3 separate regions of the Homo sapiens genome follow, and regions 1 and 3 are each linked to region 2. The links are chromatin contacts, found by Hi-C or POLR2A ChIA-PET in ENCODE. All regions are on one chromosome and are shown on one strand. The core of a region is the stretch at or near the end of the contact, and the rest is flanking DNA. Distances in the headings are between cores, read along the strand shown.

Region 1 (3,906 bases), core at 510-3,009, 8.7 Mb before region 2:
CACAATCCAGAATGGAAGCTAACGTGAAATGTGGGAATGATTTTGTTGAATCCTACAGTCCTTTCAATGGACCCCAAAGTCCTATCCCCAGGCAAAGTTGGGAAAAAAAAAAACAAAAATCCCCTCGGACTACGACTCCCTGGGAAGGCTTTCCAGATGTTTTAAATTGCAGGAAAATGAATTTAGAACATAAGCAGATATCTACACATCACCTAAATCACTAGACCTGTCCTCAATTTTAAAACACACACACACACACACACACACACAAAGTACACCAGTCGGCAGAACAGGGCATTATAGGAAATAAAGAGTGTTAGTAAAATCCATAATGCTTTCTGTTAGACCTTCTGGGAGGTTATAATTGCATTTGGCCGGCTGCAGCCTTGTCGGAGAGCCTGGCTTCTTAATAGTCTCAACCCTAAAAGGAGTAACTGTCAAGGGGCGACCCAGCTGAAATCAAACAACAAAAACGGGAACTGTAACCCGCCTGAAATGGGAGGAGGAAAAGGAAGGGAGACTCCTGTATTCATCAGTCAACATTAATGTCCTTTGTTGTTCACCTTTACACAGAACAGCGAGAGCTATCCTGTTCCTTTTTCTCCGAACGCCAGTGTCAGGGTATGCTTTCCTAAAAGCTATCTCCCTGCCCCCAAGAACCAGGCTTTCCGATCCCCCTCCCCATTTATCACTCAGCAGCCCTGTACCGCCACACCGCCCCCACTGCGCTCACCCGGGGTCGAGAGGGTGGCCAGAAGTAAAAACACTGCTGAAATACCCGTTCTTCTCCAAAGACCAAAGAACCGAGCGGCGCAGATGTTGAAATTTACCAATGCCCCCGCCCCGCAACATACACACCCCATAAATCCGGGATCGCAGAGAGGGAGGAGGGTCAGAGAGGGCTCAGCTTGTCAGAGCGGCTCTCTCCAGGACCCTGCCACATTCCACACTCCGGGAATGTCGATCCGAGCCAGAGGGAAGGGTTTGCGCCTCCCTACTGTTTTGGGGGTGTTCTCTCTGCCCGAGTGTTGTTGTCTCCCTCTCCACCCAGAGGAACCGTTGCAGCTCCCTGTCGCTTTGGGGAAGAAGGGTAAGGAAGGAGAGAAACCCCATTCGCCTCCTCTTCCAACTTGACACACACACACACACACACACACACGCCCAGTCGCCACTCCAAACTCCGCAGGCAGAGCCCGAAGCTAGCGGGCCGGCCGCGCGCTCCCCCAAGCTGTCCCGGCGCTTCGGGAACCAGTGCGGGGCGCGCCGAGCAGGCGGTGCGGGGCGAGAGCCTGGTGCGCAGCCCTCTGCCTGGAGCTGGCTCGGCAAAGCCCCGTACCAGCTGCGCGATGCCAGGATTAGGCATTTTCAACCGGGCGGAGCGAGAGGGGCGCGGGGGCAAGGACGAGAAATGCGCACTCGCTCGGGCCAGAGCAGAATAAAAGTTCGCCCCGCGGAGACTCACCCACGCCGTATTTCTCGTGCTCCGTAGGTATCCACATGGCTAAAGGGGCTCCGGGGTCTTCAGGCTTTGTAATCCCCGCGCCCCTTCTCCGGCTCACAACAATGCACAGTCCCCGAGCAGCGCTGCAGTGCCGGAGCCCAGCGGCTTCGCGCGGGCTGCGGGCGCTGGGCAGGATCTGCGCTGGAGGCTCCCGAGCCCAGCGTTGACACTGCGCCGCCCGCAGCTCTCCCGGCGGCGGCTGCTCACAGTCCTCCGACGCGCTCCCGGGTACCCGGCGGCGCAGTCATTGTTCTGATTCACTGAACTAAGCGAACACGCCGGGGCACTCTCCGGCGCACCCCCGCCCGCCAGCGCCTAGTCCAGCCCTCCCGTCCCAGGGCCCCGCAGCACGCTGGGAATTGTAGTTCTTGGCCTCCCCATCCCGGAAGTGGGCGCGGCAAATGTGGTTCGGGGCGGGGATTCAGTTTTACTGATTGCGTCCTATTGGTCCAGAGCGCGGCGTAGGTGTGGAGAAAACATTACGTCGACGGGGAGTTCGCCTCCAGTAGCGTTTCTACTGGTGCCACCCCGCCTCCGACCCGCCCTGCGGCCCTCCCTTTTCTTTTCTGCCGGGTAATGGCTGCTTCCAAGACCCAGGGGGCTGTCGCCCGAATGCAGGAAGACCGTGATGGGAGCTGCAGCACAGTCGGGGGTGTAGGTTATGGGGGTGAGTACGGTGCCCCGGAGGCGCGGCTGATGTGTCTTCCTTTCTCTATGACCGGGTGTGCAACGGACCTCTGGTCTGACCCTAGGAGCCCTTCAGCTCTGGGGCCACCTGGGTTCGACTGGGCCCCACGGGTGGTGGCCCAGCGGGATGGGTTGGAGCCGGTGGCGGCTACTTGGTTGGGGCTGCCCGGGGATGGCGGAGAAAATGCCATGGGATGGCGGAGAAAATGCCATGGAATGGCCTTCCCCTCCGCCGGGGAAGCTCCCTGAGCGTTTGTCTTCTGGTTTGGAGCTCCCAGCTTTGAGCTAGCTGCTGAGTGGGTTTGGTTCAGATCTGGTTCGCGCGCGTGTGTTTATAATTTTGGGATTAGCAGCTCTTTCTCCTCACCAGTACACTGCCTTGGTTTGCTTGGTTTGACCTCGCAGGTGTGTTTTATTTAGCTTCCGGAGTATTTCCAGTCGCAGACTGGTGGTCACTGCTCTCCACTCTACAGATTTGCCCAGTTTGTGGCTGAGGTGACCTCTGAAGGGAAAGTGTGTGTATCTCACAACCTCCCTGTAGATGGTTAACTGCTCTGGGTGTTCTTCAGATTTGTATGTGGAGCCTGAGAGATCTTCCCAGTCTCTGGGTCCTTAGAGAAAGAAAAGGAAAGTGATAGATAATTTGCACTCGTGGCTTCAAAGAACATTTGAAAAGAGTTTTGAAAACCATCACAACTTTGGCTGTACCTGACTTTCAGGTTGTCCTCTGATCCACTGTAGGAATAAAAAACCAAATTTTGAAAGCTGCAGGTGGATTGTGTTTAGGACTCTTTTACCTTTAGTCTATCCCTCCCCCATTCCCCCCACCCCATTTTTGTCTTGATGTGTAATTTAGCACAAGTTGTCTTTTTCTGATGAACATGGTTTGGGGCTTAAATATAGTTCTCAGACTGTTGCGACTTTGTTTTTCGATTTATTTGTTTTTGCTTTCACAGTTAAATTGATATCATCTTAAGTATTTACCTCAGCGGCACAGAGTTGAAGTGCAGTTTTTTCCCACTTCCCAACAGTGGAACTCCCTACTCTGAAATTATTTTAGTACCTCTACCAAACAAATCTTTGGTAGTCTCCTGAGTTAAATATTGAATTTAACACCCTAATGGTTTATTTTTGGGTTGGTTATATATTGGGCTATCTGATGGTAACAGACTATTACGGTTTCCTAGATTTTCAAAGTTCCAGAGGGCTACCAGTTTAAGATCTAAACTGGTGAATTTATCTCACAGTCTAACTTATTTTAAAAAATGGCCGGGCACGGTGGCTCACCCCTGTAATACCAGCACTTTGGGAGGCCGAGGCGAGTGGATCACAAGGTCAGGAGTTCGAGACCAGCCTGGCCAATATGGTGAAACCCCGTCTCTACTAAAAATACAAAAATTAGCCGGGCGTGGTGGCGGATGCCTGTAGTCCCAGCTACTCGGGAGGCCGAGGCAGGAGAATCCCTTGAGCCCGGGAGGCGGAGGTTGTGGTGAGCCATGATCCACCACTGCACTCCAGCCTGGGAGGCAGAGCAAGACTCTGTATCAAAAACAAAACAAAAAAAAAGGATATGCCTTTCAAAAATGTAAAATATTTAAAAATATTTATTTTTAAATTTTACAAGTTTAAAAGTTTTTAAAAGCACTTCAAACCATTCAGAAGTGTATGAAGTAAAAAAAATGAAAATTCCCTCACCTCACAGCACCACTCCCCGAGTA
Region 2 (4,104 bases), core at 1,497-3,996:
TAGGCAGCCACTCAAAAATGGTATCTACTGTATGACCTAATTATGTAAGAAGTTATCACAAGCCTATGCAAACATAATTGTTGCAGCTCAGCTGATACATGTTCCAACAATAAGAGTTACATTATTTAACTAAAATATACAGTGTGTAAGTTTTATTTTTGGTTTCTGTGGAGTGTGTATTTATACTGACTGAATTGGGAATGATTTATTATCTCATTTCCCTTAATATGGAACACTCCCTGAGGAAGCTCAGTTTACACTGAAATGATGTACTTCTATTCATGATAGCATACCATTTTAGCTACTCTGAAAGAGCCACCTGGCAAAAACAACTAAAAGTGCTAGATTTAAAAAAATACACTGATGAACTAGTAGGAAATTAAGGAATTTTCAGAACGAATATAAAAGGGGAAAAAGAAGGAAAATGAAAATATCCTGAGAAATAAGTGCAAGCCAAAGTAGGCTTTTGTTCAGAGACTATCTGTCAAGTTCTGGACACCTAGAGCTCTTACTTTAATAGCTGTGCAGCATGCCAGGGTCAGAAGATAAACCCAAGTATCAGTTTAAAAGGAAGAGTCTTACAGCAGACAAAAATCTGGGGCCCCAATGGACTATACTCTCCATGTAAGGGTAAATGACATATAAGCCTCATGCACAGAATAGGCCAGTAATGAAACATGTCTGTCTTGGCCTTGGAGCCCAGTAAAGAAAGAAAAAAAAATTCTCCTCTGAGAATCTGTAACAATCCATTTGGGATAGAGGCCCAAATTCAATCTATCTGTGCAATACAATAAACCTCAAGGGGACAATTTAATCTGGTCCTAGGGGTTTATGATGTCTCCAAACAAACTGACAAGCAAATTCTAATGCTCTCCATGAAAACTCAATTTCAACTCCAGCTCAAAGAATCCTTATGCTTGTAATCCCAGAAACAGGAATTCAGAGTCCAAAATCGCAACCCAACAGGAAAAAGCCACCATGAGTAAAAGTGCCCATTTCTGAAGAAATAGCACTAAAAGGCCCATAAATGTTTCAATATTAGGTTTAACAGAAACAAGATACAGACTAAATAATTTGTATAAGAAATTATAAGATGTCTTGAAAAGAGAACCGAATAGAACTTCCAAACCTGAAAAATTATGAAAATTCTAAAATAAAACATATAAAAGAAAGATTAAGATAAATAAGAGAATAAAGAGAGAAAGTCTTAATGGAAAAAATGAGAAATAAGCAATACTGAAAAGACAAACGCTGAGAATTTTCTAGAATTGTTGCAGGGCACCAATCCTGAAATTCAGGAATCCCCTCAAATCCTAAGCATAATTTTAAAATTTTAAGGAAAGAAAAGGGAATAAGGAAGGAATTCAGACTTAGATCACTACAAAACTGCAAAAAGATGTCAAAGAGATGTTAAAAGCAGCCAGAAGAAGGAAGGATGGGAAACGAAGAAAGGAGGAAAAAAAGAAGGGAGAAAAAGATCGAAAGTACTTGATTTTCGATGGAAGTAATGAAAAACTTAACTAGAAACTATAAAATTCTAATTCTTATTAGGATCGAAGTAAGGTTCCGTTGAGATTCATCATGATTCATCATTCACGACAGGAAAGTTTCCTGCTTAAGAGCAGTGAAAACCTTGAGTACAAGAGTATGTAATGGAGAAGGAAAGCAAGAAACACACACACACAGTTTCAACTGCAATTTGAAAAACAGAAAATGAACAATAAATTATGAACTAATGACAATTTCCCCAGAAAATCGAAAAGTTAAGAAGAGTGGAAAATAACAATATCTAGCATTTATTGAGTGCAAGAGTTTTTAATAAAAAACAATTTAAAAAGAAACTGAGTAGGGACGTACTAAATATATCACAGGAAAACATTTGCTGGGAGAGGTCGAAAAGTAGAAACTAAAGAACGCCGAAGACAACCAACCTCGAATATGGACTATTTACTCAACATAAAGTTACTGCTATTAACAGCCTATTAGAAATCAAGGCTGCATCCGTAATTCATGGCTGCTCACTGTGATGATGAAGATTATTATTATTATTATTTGCGGATGCAGATTGTATGTATAGATCAATTACATTAGAATGACGATTAGATGGACCGCAAACTAGAATATATAAGTGGCTACTGACACTATTTGTGCATCTTTTAATCTGGGAAATGTATATTCACTCCATAGTCTCAGTATAAACTATTTTAAAATTACACGTAAGCCAACCAGGTGTCTCTTTTATATTTTAGAGTGAATAATGAGGATAAATTCCAGTAGAGAGTTCTATTTTAAGCAATCCAAATTCCCCGAACTTTGCTGATTATTCTAGTGTTTAGAACCTTTGCTATTTGCCTGGCACTTCTTGAAACCCATAACTCACAAACGCCGGGGCATGGAATCACATCAAAGAACAGGTGAAAAGTTGTTCCTAGTTGTGTTATGCAGGTGCATACAACTCCCGCCATTCTCTGTGCAAAAATCAACAAATAAACAGAGGCACCGCATTTCGGATTCTGTTACGCACTGTTTGCAATGGCGCCCGGTATTCGTAGTTTCTGCGAGGGGAGCCGCCAGCGCGCCAACCCTCGCTGAGGAGGAAGAAAACTACATTTCCCACAGAGGCACGGGGGCGAACACCGGCCGGGCTACGTCATTGCTTGAACCAACCAATAGCAGCTCCGGGCGGCAGTGAGGCAAGCGCCTCAGGCGCCAAAGTGGTTTTTTTTTTTTTCTTTTTTTTTTTTTGCCGGAGTCGAGCGGGTGCTGCTAGCGGAGGCGCCATATTGGAGGGGACAAAACTCCGGCGACAGCGAGTGACACAAATAAACCCCTGGACCCCCTTGTTCCCTCAGCTCTAAGGGCCGCGATGTTGTACCTAGAAGACTATCTGGAAAGTGAGTGCGCGGCGCTGGCGGCGGCCGCCAGTGGGACGTGCGGGCGGGCAAGAGCGCGAGTGGACGGGCAGCGAGATGGCGGGAGGGAGGGGGCGGCGGGGGATGTTTCTTTCTCACGGTAACTGGCAGCCTCGTTGTGGGCTGCCGGCCCCCTCGACCCCCCTGACGCACGCGCGCAGTGACGTAAGCGCGTATTTCGCCGTTGGCCCCGCCCCTCTGACGGACTCTCCCTTTGACAGTGATTGAGCAGCTTCCTATGGATCTGCGGGACCGCTTCACGGAAATGCGCGAGATGGACCTGCAGGTGCAGAGTAAGTCGGCGCGTCTACTACTCCTGTTCGCTGCGCGCGTTCAGTGCCAGACTTGCTTGTCATCACTGCTAGCGCCTAGTGCTCTTTCACTGTCCTCTGGCTCACTCCGCTAGTGCATAAGGAGTTGTCAAAAAGAACTGGCAGCCCTGAATCTCGCCTTCCCCTTCCCTCCCATGCTACTTTTTTCTGGCTTTTGCAAGAGCAGGAGGCATTGGGACACGTGTATTCCTTTCTAGAATGTGGGATTGTGCAAAAAATATTTCTCTACCGTCATTGACATAGTTATCTATGTTTCAATGGACGTCAGCATAATAAATGTTGAGATGTCGTCTTGAGCCTTTTCGTATCGAACTTAGATTTCAGCATTTATACTTATTTTAAAGTTCATCCTATTCACAGTTTTTCAAGAGTGGAAAGCACAGAAGCAGAGGTTATATATAGCTCTTTAGAGACCATGGCAAATGTCAAATTTTGAAAACTTAGTTACACATTAGATACATTTTAAATTGTAACAGAATCGTCATTTTCTTGGTTAAAATGAGTGACAGAAATTAGATTTCACTGTAAAGTTTCTTATGTGCTGTACTAAAAATTTTAGCAGTTAATGAACATTTCTTTTTCTTTCAGTGATAGCTTGGTAGTCTCTAGGACTTTTTCCCCAAATTAACTTTGCTCTTTCATAGAGCAACGACTATAAATAGGTGGCTCAGGGACCACCTGCTGCAGCTAAGAACCTGTCCTTTTCACTGCTCCTGGCTTCTCTGCCCATGACCACACACCCACTTCTATACCCTTTGCTTATGAGTATATTTTTCCGGTAAGTTTCAGGTGGCACATAATAAAAAGTGGTGGCATGGAAGCCACTTTCTGTTCAGTGGATTGTGATATGAAGTATGAAT
Region 3 (4,230 bases), core at 119-2,618, 8.5 Mb before region 2:
TTAGTAAAATAGGGAACACACAAATAAATCTGGCAGCATTACTGTGCATGAAACATGGATGAAAAGACTGGGAGATCGCTTAAAATGCCCAGGCATGAACTGAGGTCACATGTGATCACAGAATAGGACAGGAATTTAAGAGTGCTATTTTAAAACTAATTGCTTTGCGGGTGGGGAGGGGGTGGTGCATCAAAGGGAAAAAAGACTATGAATTTGAGTTTTGGAATTTAACATATGGGAGGATAATAAATAGTACAGTGAACAAAGGGAAGACAGGAAGAAGGAAATATAGTATTCGTTTCAGAGATGTTGGGTTGAGGCACAAGTGGAACATTCTGGTGGAAATTTGCTACAGGCAATTGAAAATAGAATAGAGCTCAGCTGAGAGGTGGAGTGGCGGATGACTCACCTACATTGAGGTGAGTCAGGGACTTTGATCTGTCATAAGCATAGTATATGAACCTAATAACAGGCTCTAAATACTAGACAAATGTCCTAACAAGGAAGACAGAGATCTAGGAGTGCCTTGAGAAAAAAGGCAGCACTGCGATTATTGATCTGTATAACTTGTGTTTGTTTTACCAGCTGTGAAATTCTCAGAACTGGCAGGTAGTATTGTCAAGGGACACATTCTTGTATAGAAACCCACAACGCTGAATCGTCATATATTCCTAGTCTAGAATCTGAGATATACACGAACTCCACAACTAAGTAGACGAAAGCATCCCTTTTTTTGGGGGGGGGGGGGGATGGGGGGCACATAACCCTGAACCACGGTCCAATTACAGGTACAGTACTGATGATGGCTTAAGTAGTTCATGGAACTAGTTAAAACTAAAACCATGGAAATGTTACCCAGGAGAGGTAAGGCTGCGTGCCTGGCAGGTGCCGCAGGGAAGTAGGGGAAAGGTTAAGGAGAACACCAGCCTCCGGAGAAAGAGAAGCAAAGGTGATTGCATAGCTGCCAGCTGGAAGCCGACTCTCGTCATAGGGCATACTCGCCCCACTGTGCATCGCCGGTGCCTACCTCACCCAGTTCCAAGGCGGGGGCGCGCCGAGGCAGGGGTGGGGTCACCAGGAGAAAAGCAAGTGGGCAGAAAAGCCCGTTGGGAAGAGACGGCTGGGAGGAGGCCCCGGCCCCAGCCTTACTACGTTTCCCAGAATTCAGTGAGGCCACGAAGACAGGCTCCCTGGGCGCGGACGGAAGACTGGCCGCATGGGATTTGTAGGTAGGATCCGCGCCCCGCCCGACGGAGGCGTCCAGTGGGGAGGTGTGCAGGGATTGGTTGGGAAGCGCTCAAGCCCCGCCCACAGAGTGACGTCAGGTGGCGGTATTGCTACTTAAGGCGTCGTGGCCTCCCCTGCCCCGCCTTAGCTCCCGCGCTAGAGAGAAACATGTATCGTTTTCGATCACAGCTCTTCACGGGGATTTCTGCTGCCGCCACCGCCCACTCTTACCCCCGCCGCTTCTCGACTCTGTTGTTAGCCGAAGACTCGCCTCTCAGCCGCCCGCCGCACAGACGCACGAGTAAAAAGTGCAGCTCCATCGGCTGATCCTCGCTAAGCTCCGACTCTGGGCGGCACCGGGCGTCCCACGATGCCGAAGAACAAGAAGCGGAACACTCCCCACCGCGGTAGCAGTGCTGGCGGCGGCGGGTCAGGAGCAGCCGCAGCGACGGCGGCGACAGCAGGTAAGGGGTATCCCCGCCGCCGGCATCCCAGTTGCCGGCCAGGCTGGCGAGTCTTCCATGCTTCGGCACGGTGGGAGTTGTAGTTCTTTCTCTGATGTACACATTTGCATTTCCAGGGTGCGTGGTTTGGCTACTGAACTACAATTCCCAGCGTGCCCTGGGCGCTGCTCCTCGCGCGATTTAGATCTGGCGTGCGAACCGGACTCTTGGGCACCGGCCGTGGGGGCAGGGAGGAACGGGTCCTTGGGCCTGAGAGTGTGTCGGGACAGGGGCTGACCGGGAGCTGGGCGGGAAAGGAACCATTGTCAGAGTTCCTTTCTCGGCGGCGATCTCGCCCGATCTCTCCCCGACCACGGGTGGGGAAGAACGGGGAGTTGAGCCCGTGCCGTCACTGGCCGCCTTTGACACCCTGGCTCCAACATGGAGCTCCTGGGATGCCAGACGTCCGGCGGGTTTGGACGGGCTCTTGCGTCACGCGGCCTGGGCCTTGCGCGGTGGGCCCGGGGTGACGCAGAGGCGCTGGGGAAGCTTTCCGTCTCGCAGGTCCACCTGGCCAGGCGAAGGCGTCGGAGGCGGGGGGACCACTTTCTCCCCCCTAGGCTGTGCTCCTTCCCCTAACTGGCACCTGCAGAAGCCCTGAACCTCTAGCACCTCTGCGACCACCCGAGGCGACCTCCTGCTCACGGGGGGAAGAAACGCGTTCTCCTTTGTGCTGCATTCTATATGTTCTCTGCAGTGAGCCCCAGAGAGGCAGGGTGGTGAGGAGCTTAGGTTGCAGTTGGCTAAAAGTTGAGGTTATTGTGCCCTCGCTACGAAGTTGAAACTTTTCCTGGGTGGGATGAGTAGGTGCTTAACTGAACTTATGGTTTTCTACTTATTATATGGTTAAGAAAAAGGATTCCAATTGGAATTGGAAGGCCCTTCTAGGAGAGACCCCAATAAACTCAAATCGAGTATTAAATAACCTGGGTAATATTTTATTTAGAAATTTAAACAGGAGTTAAATATTGGAGTATTCTCCGACGTTATCACACTGGAACTATTAGCCATCAGGTATTTTTGGACACAGTTGCCCCTCTGCCACGGCTGCCACTCAGAATGATATGCCTTTGTTCACAAGAAAAGTAAATATGGGGTTATGTTGTTAAAGGTTATTGGAAACTGGCATTTAAAAAAGCTCAAAAACTCGTGATCATGTATTAAACATTTAATAATTGACCATAGGGAGGGATTCTTAAAACAGCAATTTTTTACATTTTTTAGGTGCCTCTTTATTTTGAATGCTCTCCATGTTGATGAAATTCATTCTTTATCAAGATGTAAAATATGTAATTTATTGTGGCCTCTGGTTGCTCTATGTGAATTGAGGATACTTTTTTTTTTTTTGTTAAGGGAAAGAGGGAGTCTGGCTCTGTCGCCCAGGCTGGAGTGCGGTGTGGTGTGATCATAGCTCACTGCAACCTCTTAACTCCTGGGCTCAAGCAGCTCTCCCTCCTCAGCCTCCTGTAGCTAGGACTACAGGCATGTGACACCATTCCTGGCTATTTTTTACATTTTTTGTGGAGACAAGGTCTATGTTGGCCAGGCTGGTCACGAGTCCCTCGTCCCCAGGGATCTTCCTGCCTAAGCCTCCCACAATGCTGGGACGGTGCCTGGTCTGAGGATATTTCTTACCACTGTGTTTCAGCTTTTCCTCATCTGAATCAAACATTTGAATTCTTTCTAGAAGGTATTTATTTTATTCTATTACCCTTTTGTTGATGAAATGGAAAAGTTTGAAAGCTAAAGTTTGAAAGTTATAATGATGTTAGTAATGGCCTAGATCACGCACAAACCTTTAATCCCGTCTAAAGTTTCTGGGCAAGCCTCCTTCCCTCTTTGTGCTTATAGTACCTATACAGGCCTCTGGTGGCTGTATGGGGATTGCCTTTTAAATTTTGCTTCAGGGCTCATTTGTGACCTTTCATCAGCTTTATTGCTGCTACCTTTTCACTATTTTAGTAGAAAAGATCCATTTCATCACTGAATTTTAGCATATGTAAACAAGTGGAAAATAATTCTTTGATTAATTTATAACACAATACATGCTTTGAATATCTTTGGAAGTGTGTGCTAGAACTTGTTAACTGTGGTTACCTCAGAAGTGGAGCTGGGGAAAGGTATGGGGGTGAGATTTACTTTTTAAAACTTTAACTTGGTCCTATGTGAATGTTTTACTTGTTTAATAAACAATGAATAAATAATAGTTGAGTAGAAGAGATGGAAAATTACACAAACTTTTGCTTACTTAACAAGCCACTTACCTAACTAGTATTTTTAAATGACATCTAAAAGAAATGGGATTCAAATGAGGTCTCCACTATGTAACCAAATTGTCATTATTACTTTAATGAGTTTTCTATTTAAACTCTTTATTTTTTTTATGTTAGTGGAGAGTTTTAGGAAGCTAATAAAATTGACTTCTTTTATACAGGTATGTCATAGCACTTAATTTAAAGAGAATATTTTTAAGAAAGAACAAAACCTTGTTAGTAAGCCC

Evidence for each region. Hi-C counts contacts between places; a loop is a spot of excess contacts on that map. ChIA-PET counts read pairs that join two places held with the same protein, here RNA polymerase II (POLR2A). Pooled maps may share reads with other maps.
Region 1: a pooled map shows a loop between it and region 2 (18-fold over the local background). The contact joins the promoter of DOCK4 here to the promoter of ING3 in region 2. A Hi-C loop is called at or near these places in 2 of 50 pooled maps.
Region 3: a pooled map shows a loop between it and region 2 (18-fold over the local background). The contact joins the promoter of IFRD1 here to the promoter of ING3 in region 2. A Hi-C loop is called at or near these places in 2 of 50 pooled maps. POLR2A ChIA-PET finds 5 or more read pairs at or near these places in 2 of 52 experiments (activated B cell and activated CD8-positive, alpha-beta memory T cell).

The regions. Positions count from the first base shown.
Region 1 is chr7:112,204,640-112,208,545 of GRCh38, forward strand. DOCK4 (dedicator of cytokinesis 4) reads right to left here and starts at 1,760. Exons shown (of 53, transcript NM_001363540.2): 1 at 1,463-1,760. The coding sequence starts at 1,499. It overlaps ZNF277 (zinc finger protein 277), which reads left to right and starts at 2,056. Exons shown (of 12, transcript NM_021994.3): 1 at 2,056-2,168. The coding sequence starts at 2,078. RefSeq lists a silencer at 1,632-1,981 and an enhancer at 2,152-2,271.
Region 2 is chr7:120,948,031-120,952,134 of GRCh38, forward strand. ING3 (inhibitor of growth family member 3) reads left to right here and starts at 2,747. Exons shown (of 12, transcript NM_019071.3): 1 at 2,747-2,894; 2 at 3,134-3,205. The coding sequence starts at 2,867. RefSeq lists an enhancer at 3,290-3,369.
Region 3 is chr7:112,449,092-112,453,321 of GRCh38, forward strand. It overlaps IFRD1 (interferon related developmental regulator 1), which reads left to right and starts at 1,369. Exons shown (of 12, transcript NM_001550.4): 1 at 1,369-1,691. The coding sequence starts at 1,598. LOC128031837 reads left to right here and starts at 1,396. Exons shown (of 1, transcript NM_001414739.1): 1 at 1,396-1,554. The coding sequence starts at 1,396. The coding sequence ends at 1,554. RefSeq lists enhancers at 459-1,276, 1,277-2,094, 1,394-1,683, 1,924-1,973, 2,094-2,213.